Linked DNA regions of Homo sapiens: region 1 is linked to region 2. Evidence: chromatin loops called from intact Hi-C (ENCODE). Cell type or tissue: OCI-LY7. All regions are shown on one strand. Links, peaks and the distances in the headings refer to the core of each region. The heading gives the core; the rest is flanking DNA. Region 1 has its middle 280 kb from the start of MIR8062. Region 2 has its middle 180 kb from the start of HAO1.

Evidence for each region. Hi-C counts contacts between places; a loop is a spot of excess contacts. Peaks named below come from ENCODE experiments on the same cell type or tissue, not always from the same donor. Only the 100,000 strongest peaks of a DNase experiment are listed, where the experiment ranks them.
Region 1: a loop joins it to region 2, with 5 times the contacts of the local background. A loop is called at or near these places in 2 of 110 quality-filtered maps.

What each region holds. Positions count from the first base shown.
Region 1 is chr20:7,647,753-7,653,140 of GRCh38, forward strand. No RefSeq gene overlaps it. Among named protein-coding and RNA genes, the nearest start is that of MIR8062, 280 kb to the left of the region's middle. In OCI-LY7, for the core only: no CTCF peak of the experiment used is centred there; DNase peaks (open chromatin) are centred at 2,509 and 2,859; H3K4me3 peaks cover 1,541 bases; H3K27ac peaks cover 2,929 bases.
Region 2 is chr20:7,754,322-7,759,709 of GRCh38, forward strand. No RefSeq gene overlaps it. Among named protein-coding and RNA genes, the nearest start is that of HAO1, 180 kb to the right of the region's middle. In OCI-LY7, for the core only: a CTCF peak has its summit at 2,666; DNase peaks (open chromatin) are centred at 1,450 and 1,710; H3K4me3 peaks cover 1,154 bases; H3K27ac peaks cover 2,701 bases.

The sequences.
Region 1 (5,388 bases), core at 99-5,098, 110 kb before region 2:
CATGCTCATTGGTGCCCAAAGTTCAGAGGGGGCCAAGGTGGCAGGGGGCTGGCATGTCAGAGCTGCCCCAAGCATGCATACACACAGCCGAGGTGCAACAACACCCAGGTTCAGTTTCAACTTTGCTTCATAATTGGAAGAGGCATTAGGAGCGGCAAGAGGCCAGGCAGGGGAGCAGGCACTTCCAAGCTGGCAGGGAAGGGGGGCTTCCGGACCCCCGAGAGTGCAAAGATTCCTGGATGTGCAGCTGCAACTGAGTGGCTGCAGCTGCGCCTAGAAGGGTGAGGCTCCTGCCTGATCCCAGCTCCTGCTGGCTCCATGGGGTGCACAGCCCTGGTCATGCCTTCCCCACTGCAAGTGGCGTCATGGCAGTGGCTGCTCCAGATAGGCCATCACTGACATCAATGACATTCACCTTATAGTGCTCTTATGTGGAGAAAGTATTCTACTCCACAAGAAAGCTCTTAGAAAGCTCCAAATTACAATGAAAACTGATATTATTTTTTCAGTATTATTACATGTATAGATCAAAACTGTATTTGTCCAGAGCAAAGTTAGGTTTGACATAGTTTGGTTAAGGTGATGTGATTTTTTTAAATAAATATTATTGTTTATAGTCAATCCTAATTCATTCCAAAATAAGCATTCACTAAATGCTGCATGCTATATATATTGTGCTTACTGCTTTAAAGTGTTTGCAGGGAAATGTGTTTATATGACATTGTTCTTTCTCTAAAATAATTTCCCATCTCTAATGGTCAGACAAACCCATTCTGAAACTACAGTGAACATTTGAAGGTAATATGTGCATGTTTGTCTGTGTGTAATTTGTTTGACTGAGATTACCATTGGTAAAAATTTTAGCAGAGAAGCACATAAATGAGAGTGGTGTAGTCCTAGAAGGCTTTCCAGAACACAGATTTTATCTGGGCTGAAAAACTGGCAAGCATTTACGAAGGCAATGGGAGATTACATATTGTTGCAAGAAAAGTGGAGCATAGGCTGTTAGGCAGAAATGACCATTTTATGCCTAGGGGTTGCTGAACAAACCTAGACTACAACCACAATGCATGTTGTATGTGCCACATACTAGTGGGGGAAATGTTTGCGTTATTGTGCTGCAAACAAACAAGAAGGGGCCTTGAAAACCATGGGGTATAATTTGGATGTTTGTCCCCGCAAATATCATGTTGAAATGTAATCCCCAATGTTTGAGCTGGGGCCTGATGGGAGGTGATTGGATCATGAGTGTAGATTTCCCATGAATGGTTTAGCACCATCCTTTGGTGCTGTCTTTAGATAGTGAGGGAATTCTCATGAGATCTGGTTGTTTAAAAATGTGTGGCATCCCTGCTTCCTTTTCTCTCTTTCTCCCACTCTCACCGTGTGACGTACCCGCTCCCACTTTGCCTTCTGCCTTGAATAAAAGCTCCATGTGGCCTCCTAGGAAGTAGAGCAGGTGCTGGCACCATGCTTCCTGTACAGCCCATAGAACTGTGAACCAATTAAACCTCTTTTCTTTATAAATTACCCAGCCTAAGGTATTTCTTTATAGCAATGCAAGAATGGTCTAACACACCAGGCAAAAGGTGGTAGACTAGGTGTCATGTAAAATATTCAGTGACAAATGATTTCTCAGTACAGTGTTAACATATTTCAAATAAGTGGATTACACATAATTATTGTGGTCTGAGAAATGAGTAAGGATCTGAAGTTTGGGAAACCGAGGAAGAGAAGCCCAGCCAAATGCTTCTGTCAAGGTTGAAGTTATAAGTGTCTGAATTGGCTGATGGGACTTTAAATGGAAAGAGAAATGGCTAGAGGGACATTTGATAGAAACAAATATCGAAATTTCCTGATTAATGAAATGGGAAATATGATGATAGGGAATAATGCAAGGTTGCCTTTTGATGTAGGCTGGGCATGAGAAAGAACAGGGTAAGACCACTGACAAAGATGGACAATTTAGCTCGAATTTAGGAGAAGTACTTTAGCAGAAGTACTCGCCTAGATTTATCAATTTTAAGTTTTCAGGACACAATTAATTAGATTTAGAGCTCAAACTATAAGAACACAAATTCAAATCCTTTTTGATGGTTCAGAAAACTCTTCAAGACCATGGATACATACACTTCTTTTGCTCCCAGTCCACATTCAGATTAGACAAACTTTTAGAGCAAGAACTTTTTTCTTAATTACTGTGTGATACGTGTTTCTTCTTTACTCTGCATATGTGAGGTGGAATAACATGATGTTTACCTGTGTGTTCACTTGTATCTATAATGCTCACATAATCTTACACCCATTCCTTAGTATCAATCTGTGTGTTGAATGTGTGTGCAACTGTGTGTGACAAGAGGATAAACAGCCACAGATGTAGAGCATAAAAATAGAAGATGAATGTATTTCTATTTCCCTTGTATATTACAGTGAATAGTAGTTAAGAGACATGACCTTTCCTTTTCTCTGAGTCCAAATTAAAAAGTCACTGGGGCCTTTCTCATGAAGCTACAACTTAAGAACCTCGCCCTATCCTGAATGTTGAGGTGTGGTATGACCAGCATGAGTTTAAACCACCTCCCTTTACTCTTAAGATTCTCAATTCAAGGAAAAAGCTAGAGGTTGGAACAATATTGTTCAGTCAACACCCTCTCAAACCCTGGTGAGGATGAAAGGGTCCATAGCTCCTTTTTCATTCTTCGTGACAGTTAAGCCCTTGCTTTTCTTTAATACAGATTTAACCTAGGGCCTGTTCTTTTTCAATGTGATCCACTTGGCCGCACCCATTTGGAAGAGCCTATTACTCTGGTCAGGGTTGGTTTGGCTTGCTACAAGCTCTTGCTGCATTCTTTTTTTAGAGCCTGCCAAATGTGGGACAATGGGTGTGCCTTGTTGACATCCTGTGGTTCATCAGATATGTGGGATCATTCTGCAGTGCAACCTCTTTAGACGCTTACAGCTGTGCTAGGAGGTCCAAGTCAGCATGTCTGAGAGGAAGCCCAAACTCTGGTTCACATGAAGGGTCATTTAACCAAAATGCTTGTGGGAAATGGGAACACGGGCATGCCTTCCTTTAATGAAATACACGGGGCCCTCTTCATACCTAGATTAGTGATTTGCTATTGCAAATATTTGCCTATCTCTCCAAACCATAGTTTATCCCAAAAAGATGACTATATTACGTAGGCATTTAGACACAAGAACCACACACAAGATGGATTTCCTGTCAGTTCGGATTTTTAAAGTCCATGTTCCATTTTTGATTTGCCACATGAAGACAAAAAGCTACTCTCAAGGATAAGTTGGAGATTCGGGGAATATTAGTGTGCAGTTAAAATGGATACTCCATGTGGGAAAGACCCAGAAGACATAATTTTGGACTGGAGAAGGCAAGGATCACCAGGAGTTTGTCACTCAAATATGTTATCTAACAAACCCCCATCTTCTCCACAATTACAGGTTTAAGTTGATTAACAGTCTAATCTTATTAAGTGCAAATGCTCTCTCGGGTGGTTAGACTTCACTCACATTTCATTATGAAGTATTTCAATGAGATTTAAGCTTCTCTTTCTGAGAACCTGGGAGTCACAGGAAATTGGAGTGTTGAGGGAGAAGGTGAGGGGTATGCTTCATTCCTAAATCTATTGCAGGGAGTATAATCATCATTAACATGAATGAATAAAAATAAAATCACAGTTTCTCTCTGATCAGGATGCACTGAATATTTTTAACGTGAGAAATAGACTCTAACAGAAAGAGACAGAAAGAAAGAGAGAAAGAAATAGAGAGAGAGAGAAAGGTGTAAATCAAATGTGGCAAAAGTTGGTGCATTTCACCACTTGTGCAACCTTTCTGTAGATTTAAAAGTTTTCAAAATAAATAATTATTTTAAATAATGAAATCTCACACCTGATGAGTTTATTTTGAAATCATCGATGTTGTCAGCTAATGGTTGATGCCATTAATACTCATTTTTCATTCAGCAAAAAGAATGGGAACAGTATTTATGGAGGTGAGGAAGATGATATTACAGAACTAGGAGGTAAAATAAGAAGTGTATTGGAACCAGAAATTGGGAGGTGGGAAGTAGGATAGGAGACTGAAAATGAAAATAAGATAGAAGAAAATAGAACATTTCCACACTATCAATTTCACTAGAATTCCTACCTGTGAAATTTCTGCCATGGACTGAGGTGGACTGAACCTCAAATAGTAGATCCACCCTGGATTCTGAAGTTGAATTTCTCATCTTTCCTGATTTATTTTTTGTCTCATATTTCATTTCTTCAAGATAGATGATTGTTTTCTCCATTCAGCACTTGTTTCCCCAATTAAAAAGGAGAGAACCTTTGATTTGTCTCCCTTGCTTCTCTTCTTTCATCAATTCTGACCTGCAATTCTGAGAGTGCCTTATTTTAACATGATCAGTGAAGGTCATGAGCCACCTTTTTGAGCACCTGTGCTCAGCATCTTTCACACAATTACACTAATTTTCACAAAAGAGACAACGGAGGGTCAGAGAAGTTATATAATTCATCCAACTTCATATATAATACATTCCAAAGCTGTGATCACAATCCATAGCGGTACCCTTCCAAAGCCCCCTGTTTTGAAGGTAAACACGACATTTTGGAGAAGTGGCTTAAAAGGAAAGGAAATCAAAGGGCTGCAAACACTCTATACTTAATTGTAAAGAAGATTTAAACTTTCTATTGAATTTCATGATAAAATTAATGCCAATGCCTTGACAGAAATGAAAAGTAAATCTTTAAATTTAAGTAAAATACAGGTTGAAATGATTTTCATAGCTCTCCCACATTGATTTTTGTTGAATTAATAGACTTACCTCAGGATGGGACTTGGAGACGGATGACCCAATTCTGAGCTCTGGTCTTGGTCTGTGCCCTGGGAAAAGTCTCTTCAACTGTCTCCACCTTGATTCCCCTCTTCGTACAGTGGGCTTAGCAAGAAATTCCCATCTTTTCTTCTTCTCAGGAGCTACTGTGAGCACTGAGACAGTGACTGCAAGACACTTCCCCAATCTTCCTAAATAAAGGGCAGCCTACAATTGTTATTATTACTTGAGGCAAACATAAAAATTGGCAGTATTTTTGTACCATTTTCATGATACTCACATATTTTCTTCTTTATTTTTATAGCATAAAATATCAAAATCCTTAGAATTTCTCCTACGACTGTGGTTTCTTAATGTCATAATTTTAAAATCTGAACTTAACTTCTTGTTCAGTTCAACTATTTCCAAATCACAGGTGATCATAGAAATTATTTAGATATTAATCAACTTTCTAAGTGCTGATCTTCCTTTCTCACTACAGAACATAAAAATTAAAGAAAAAAAACTCTGATTCCTTTAACAGACTATCATTG
Region 2 (5,388 bases), core at 133-5,132:
AGCTGGACATATTGGACTTTCTGTCCTGGGACTTTGTACTGTGAGCTGAGTAATGAAAAGTTGAAAAAAAAAATTGGGATATCTGTATTCCAACATTTTAGTCCCAACAACTCAGTTGCACAGTTGCTCTTACTGAGATTACTAGAATGCCTGGTTCTATCCTTTCTAGTGTTTCTTTTCATTCCCTTCATGCTCATGTCTTCCCACACAGTCCCCCAACCCCTCCTATAATTTTTTTTCTGCTTGAGTTAGTGAAATTTAATTCCGTTGCTTACAACCAAAGAACCCTAACCAAGTATGTCATCTACCAAAATGGAGACAGCCAAAGCCCAATGTCTAGCACTTAAAATTCTCAGTAAATCTTTGTGATATAAAAAAAAATTATTGTCCGGGCGCAGTGGCTCACGCCTGTAATCCCAGCACTTTGGGAAGCTGAGGCAGGCAGATCACGAGGTCAGGAGATCGAGACCATCCTGGCTAACGTGGTGAAACCCCGTCTCTACTAAAAATAAAAAAAAATTAGCTGGGCATGGTGGCGGGTGCCTGTAGTCCCAACTACTCGAGAGGCTGAGGTAGGAGAATGGCGTGAACCTAGGAGGCGGAGGTTGCAGTGAGCCAAGATCACACCACTGCACTCCAGCCTGGGCAACAGAGTGAGACTCCGTCTCAAAAAAAAAAAATTATTAAACCTCCATCTGCCTTGTTGATATACACTGTAGTTTAAGTTCATTCTCTTAATTCCATTAGGAATCAGAATTCTTTCATGTTTTATTTGCTTCCACTCTAAAAAATATTTATGCTCATCTTGTTCCAAAAATAAGATGATGTAATTGACATTTACATAGAAAATTGAAACAATGAAGGAAAAGTTAAAATGAAGGGTTTTTTTTCCAAAAAGAGTTATAAAACAAATTTAAAAGTCCATAATCCTGATCATCGGATTAATTTGTTTCAAACACTTCATTTCTGGTCTGCTATTCTACTCTGGTTTTCCCTTAGACTCACTTGGGAAGATTTTTTTTTTTAAATACATGTGACTAGCTCTCACTAAAGACCAGTTTTATCTGAAGATCTAGGTGTAGGACCTGGGATGCAAACATTTTCAAATGTATCGGGTAAATTCTGATGCACAATAAAGGTTGAGAGCTTGAGACTTAGGGATCCAATCAATCATGCAAGATGCTTAAAATGGAACGTTGATCTTCACATGATACTTGTCAAATGTAGAAAATTTTGTCTGGATTTGGAAACAAAAATGTGAGCATGAAGCTTCGGTAAAATAAACTCTCTTGAAAAACACTAATACTCTACAATTATTTTTCCATCAAAATAAAATAGTGCCAAGTACATAGCTTCTTCCAAGTAACAAATCTTTAAAACCAAAGTGAAATTTTGAAACCACTCCTTCAAATAGCATCCGTCCGGTAGACAGATGGCATGTTTTATTTCATTTCCCGTTTCTACTTGGTGGAGTTCATGGGGTATTTTGAGAATCAATGGGTAATTAAGAATTGGGTGCCAATTTAGGTATTTGATTTGGAAATTGAGTCTTTGAAAACCATCAATTCCAAATATAGCGCAAGCCCTCCTTATTATGCTATCCCAGAAACTGGTAATAAGAACACTCTAAAAATATTTAGAAATGCAGGAGCCAGATTTTCTGGGCTGCAGGTGGAGGACACACAGCTGCCAGGAAATGGAAGACACCTGCTATGTCCCTGAGCCCCCCTTTGGCGGGTAGTGGATGGAGGACAATAAGGTCTGCTGTAGTATTAATCTGGGTACTAAATAGTAATAAATAAATGTGATTTAAGAGCATTGTTGGGAGACCTTTCTGAAAGAGCATGCACAGTAGTCCTTGGTAGTAAGGAATCAAGGCTGGTAGCCCTAAGCCATTTTTGTTAAATGTAAAGAGTGCTGAAAAAGTTTCACACCTGCAACTACCAGTCAGTAGCACCTTAGGAGACATTACTTCATCAGACACGATTAACTCCTTGTTCTAGAGAGTTCAGCAGAAGTCTATAGAAATTTACAGTCTATGTGACATTGTGCTAGGCTGACAGGCATCAACCTGAGACTGAGGTGTGAAAAAAGATCACTTGAAAATCTTATTAAAAGGCAGATCTCTGAGGCTCAGCTTCACATATTCTGATTTACAAAAATTGTAGAGGAATCAGGAACCTGCACTTTATCAAGCATTCCAGGGGTACTTTTGGTACAAGTGGTCTGTAGGCAACACTTGGGGAAACCAATAATGATTAATATCATGCTTCCATTAAGGAAAGTTAATTTTAGGGAAAAAAGAGTATTTGAAAACCTGAGTAAAGAAGGATCTGGCAGGGGTTTCTGGCTCAAGTAAGAAAGCCTCAAAGAACAGGGAGTGATAGGTAAGTCCAGATTGCAAGATATTCCAGAAAGAAGGGGAGAACCAAAGGGAGGAGAGGTGAGCAGTTGCTAGGAACAAACCTCAGAATTACAAAACTTTTCCTAAGATCTATTCTGGGGAGGAGAACAGTTTGAGAAGTAAAAGACCATAAGGAAATATCGGATCATCCAACATTGACCAAATGTTACTACCAGTCAGCATTGCACCAGGTGCTTTAGAAATATCACCATCACTAATAGGTAGCTGCAGCCTATAGGTTAGGTGCGTGGACTCTAGGGGCAGTGGTTGCTCACGTATGCTGGTTATATCTGAAGTCACCTGGGAGCTTTGATAAATGCTGATGCCAAAGCTCCATGTAGAGAGTTTCTGGTATAATTGGTCTGGAGGATAACCTGAGCCTTTGTGTTTTTTCAATGCTCCTGGAAAGTGTTGAAAACTAATGCTCTAGAGCAGCACTTCTCAAACTTTAGGGTGTACCAGAACCACCTGGAGACCTAATAGAGAACACAGGCCCAGGCTTCTTGAGGTGGAACAGGGCCTGCCCTCTTGTGTTGACCAAGTGCCCCAGGTGATTCTGATACCTGCCAATTTTGATAAACACTGATCTTGAGGGAGACTGTGTAGGTTTGAATTGGACTTCACCACCATCAACTAGATACCCTGGGGCAAGTTACATACACCATGGGCTTCACTTTCCACACCTGTTAAGCCATGATAGTAGGACAACCCTGATGAGGGATGAATGTGAATGGCCCTGGAGACTCTTTCTTCTCACTTTCTGGTGAGCTTAGTGGAGAGCGGTCTCAGCAGCTCAGTTATCTCAATAGAAGAACAGGCTGATACCAGCTTCAGCCCCTTCTACCCACCTCTCACATAGCCACTTACCCCAGAAGAAAGCGTCCATTGTTTCGTAATCTCATAGATGTTCCCTGCATATTCTCTCCCAACCCTGACTCCCACCACAATTGTGTACAATCATAATTTTTCAAACTTCAGTGTGCATTGAACCACTTGGAAGACTTGATAAAACACAGATTTCTGGCCCCAATCCCAGAGTTTCAGTCTGTCGGTCTGAATATGGCCCGATAATTTGCATATCTAACAAGTTTTCAAGTAATGCTGATGCTAATCCAAGGTATACCTTGAAAACCATTGAAGTAGAACACACTGAGGACAGGGCTCCTCTCTGCAGAACCATTGGCCATGCTTAAGCAGTAGGATAATGAAAATCTGAGGATTGCGCAAACTGTGCCACTTCTCTGATTTCTCCTATAATCTCTTTTATGTTTGCACTGCAGAATGCTAATGGTATGTGTGTCCATCACTGTAGTGGGGATTTCCCATGTTATCACCTGTAAAATTGTTTAGAAATGAATCTAACAAATAGTCTGGGCCCTTAAATGAAAGACAACATTATTTTTAATTTGTCAAACTCATCTTATGCACCTGCTATGTGCTGGATATTTGGCTAGATGCTGCAACTACTATGATGAATGAAACACATTCCTTATATAATAAGAATTGATAGTCCAAAAGAAAATAAAAGCAAGTTCACAAATAATTATAATGCTATAAAACACACAACAATATAAAAAAATCTCTGGTGTGGGAAGGCTCCCATTAAGTTAGTTATCATTAGGGAAATGCAAAAGCCATGATCTACTAGTATTTTTGCTATCACCCAACTCCCACAGGAAATGTAAAAATCCATCCCCTCCCCTCCCCATTCTCCCTACCCCTGACTTCCAGTACCCACTGCAGAGATGTGATGCACTTGTATAGTATTCGACTGTATTCTATTCATCAAAGATAAACATAGTGGAGAAAATAGCATTAGTGAAATATCCATTAGATGTGGTTTCATCCTAAATTATTTCTGCCCATACTCGAGATGCTTGAAGTTTTAATCATTTTATTATCATTTGGTATTTACATAGAATCTTTTCTCAAAAAACCACCACCACTTTTTCAAGTATTATCTTCAAATGTCACATTCCTGAGCAATTAAAAAGAGTCACTGGCGTCCTCATTTTGGTGAAGGAGTCAAGAGATGGAGAGACATTAAGCAGTTCACCCTAGAACAGGGGCCAGGAACCAGAACTTCTGAATCAGAGGAATAGGACTCCACCTTCTGCTGTGTCGTAAGAAGCGAAAGATTTATACTCACCTAGGGGCACTCCTCACTCATTAACCCCCTCCACAAACAACCTGAGAGTGCCCAAAGGGACAACTGTTTGGAGCATAAAATAATAATAATAACAAATAAACCAGAGGCAAGGTATTATTTTTTCAGAAATCATGACATCATTGGAGAGAGGCATATTGTTCTTTTTACAGGATCATCACAAACAGACTACTTTAAATGGAGATACAAATATCCACGTTCATTCATGGGATACAGCAGCTTCTACTACCTGACTCCTGCTCCTTCCAAGAAGTGTTTATCCTTACGCAATGGGCTTCAACAATGTTTAATAAACGGTCTGGGCTAGACCACCCAGCTGCTGGTAAGAGGACAGAAACTAGCATTCCCAAGGCCCATGTTTTTCTATGCTGACAAGGTTGGGAAAGAATTAGTACTCTATGTTAAAATATCGGGACTTTTTTCATTTAAAATAAATTGCAGCCAGAGTCTTACAACAGAAATGTTAGTAAGTCTAGAGCAATTGGACGGGCAAATGGTTGGGTTTTCTCTCAAATACTTTGCTATAGCAGCTATCTACTAGAAAAACTACTTAATCAGAAGTAAAAATAAGGCCCAGGTCAGCCACCGTCCTTCTAGAACTTCCAGGGAAATCCAACTCTCTCAGTTCCCAGTTTATCAAAAAAGCAGCCAAAACATCAGCTTTTCAGCCCTGCCACCTAGTATATTTTCTTTCAAATGTGTTCATTTCCAGGAAATCCTACAAATATTTAAAATTTGAGGTCACTTTGGAATAACATTTTCTAGATGCTGATGGAAAACACATCGGAGTTGATTTGAACCATATCAACTTCTACAC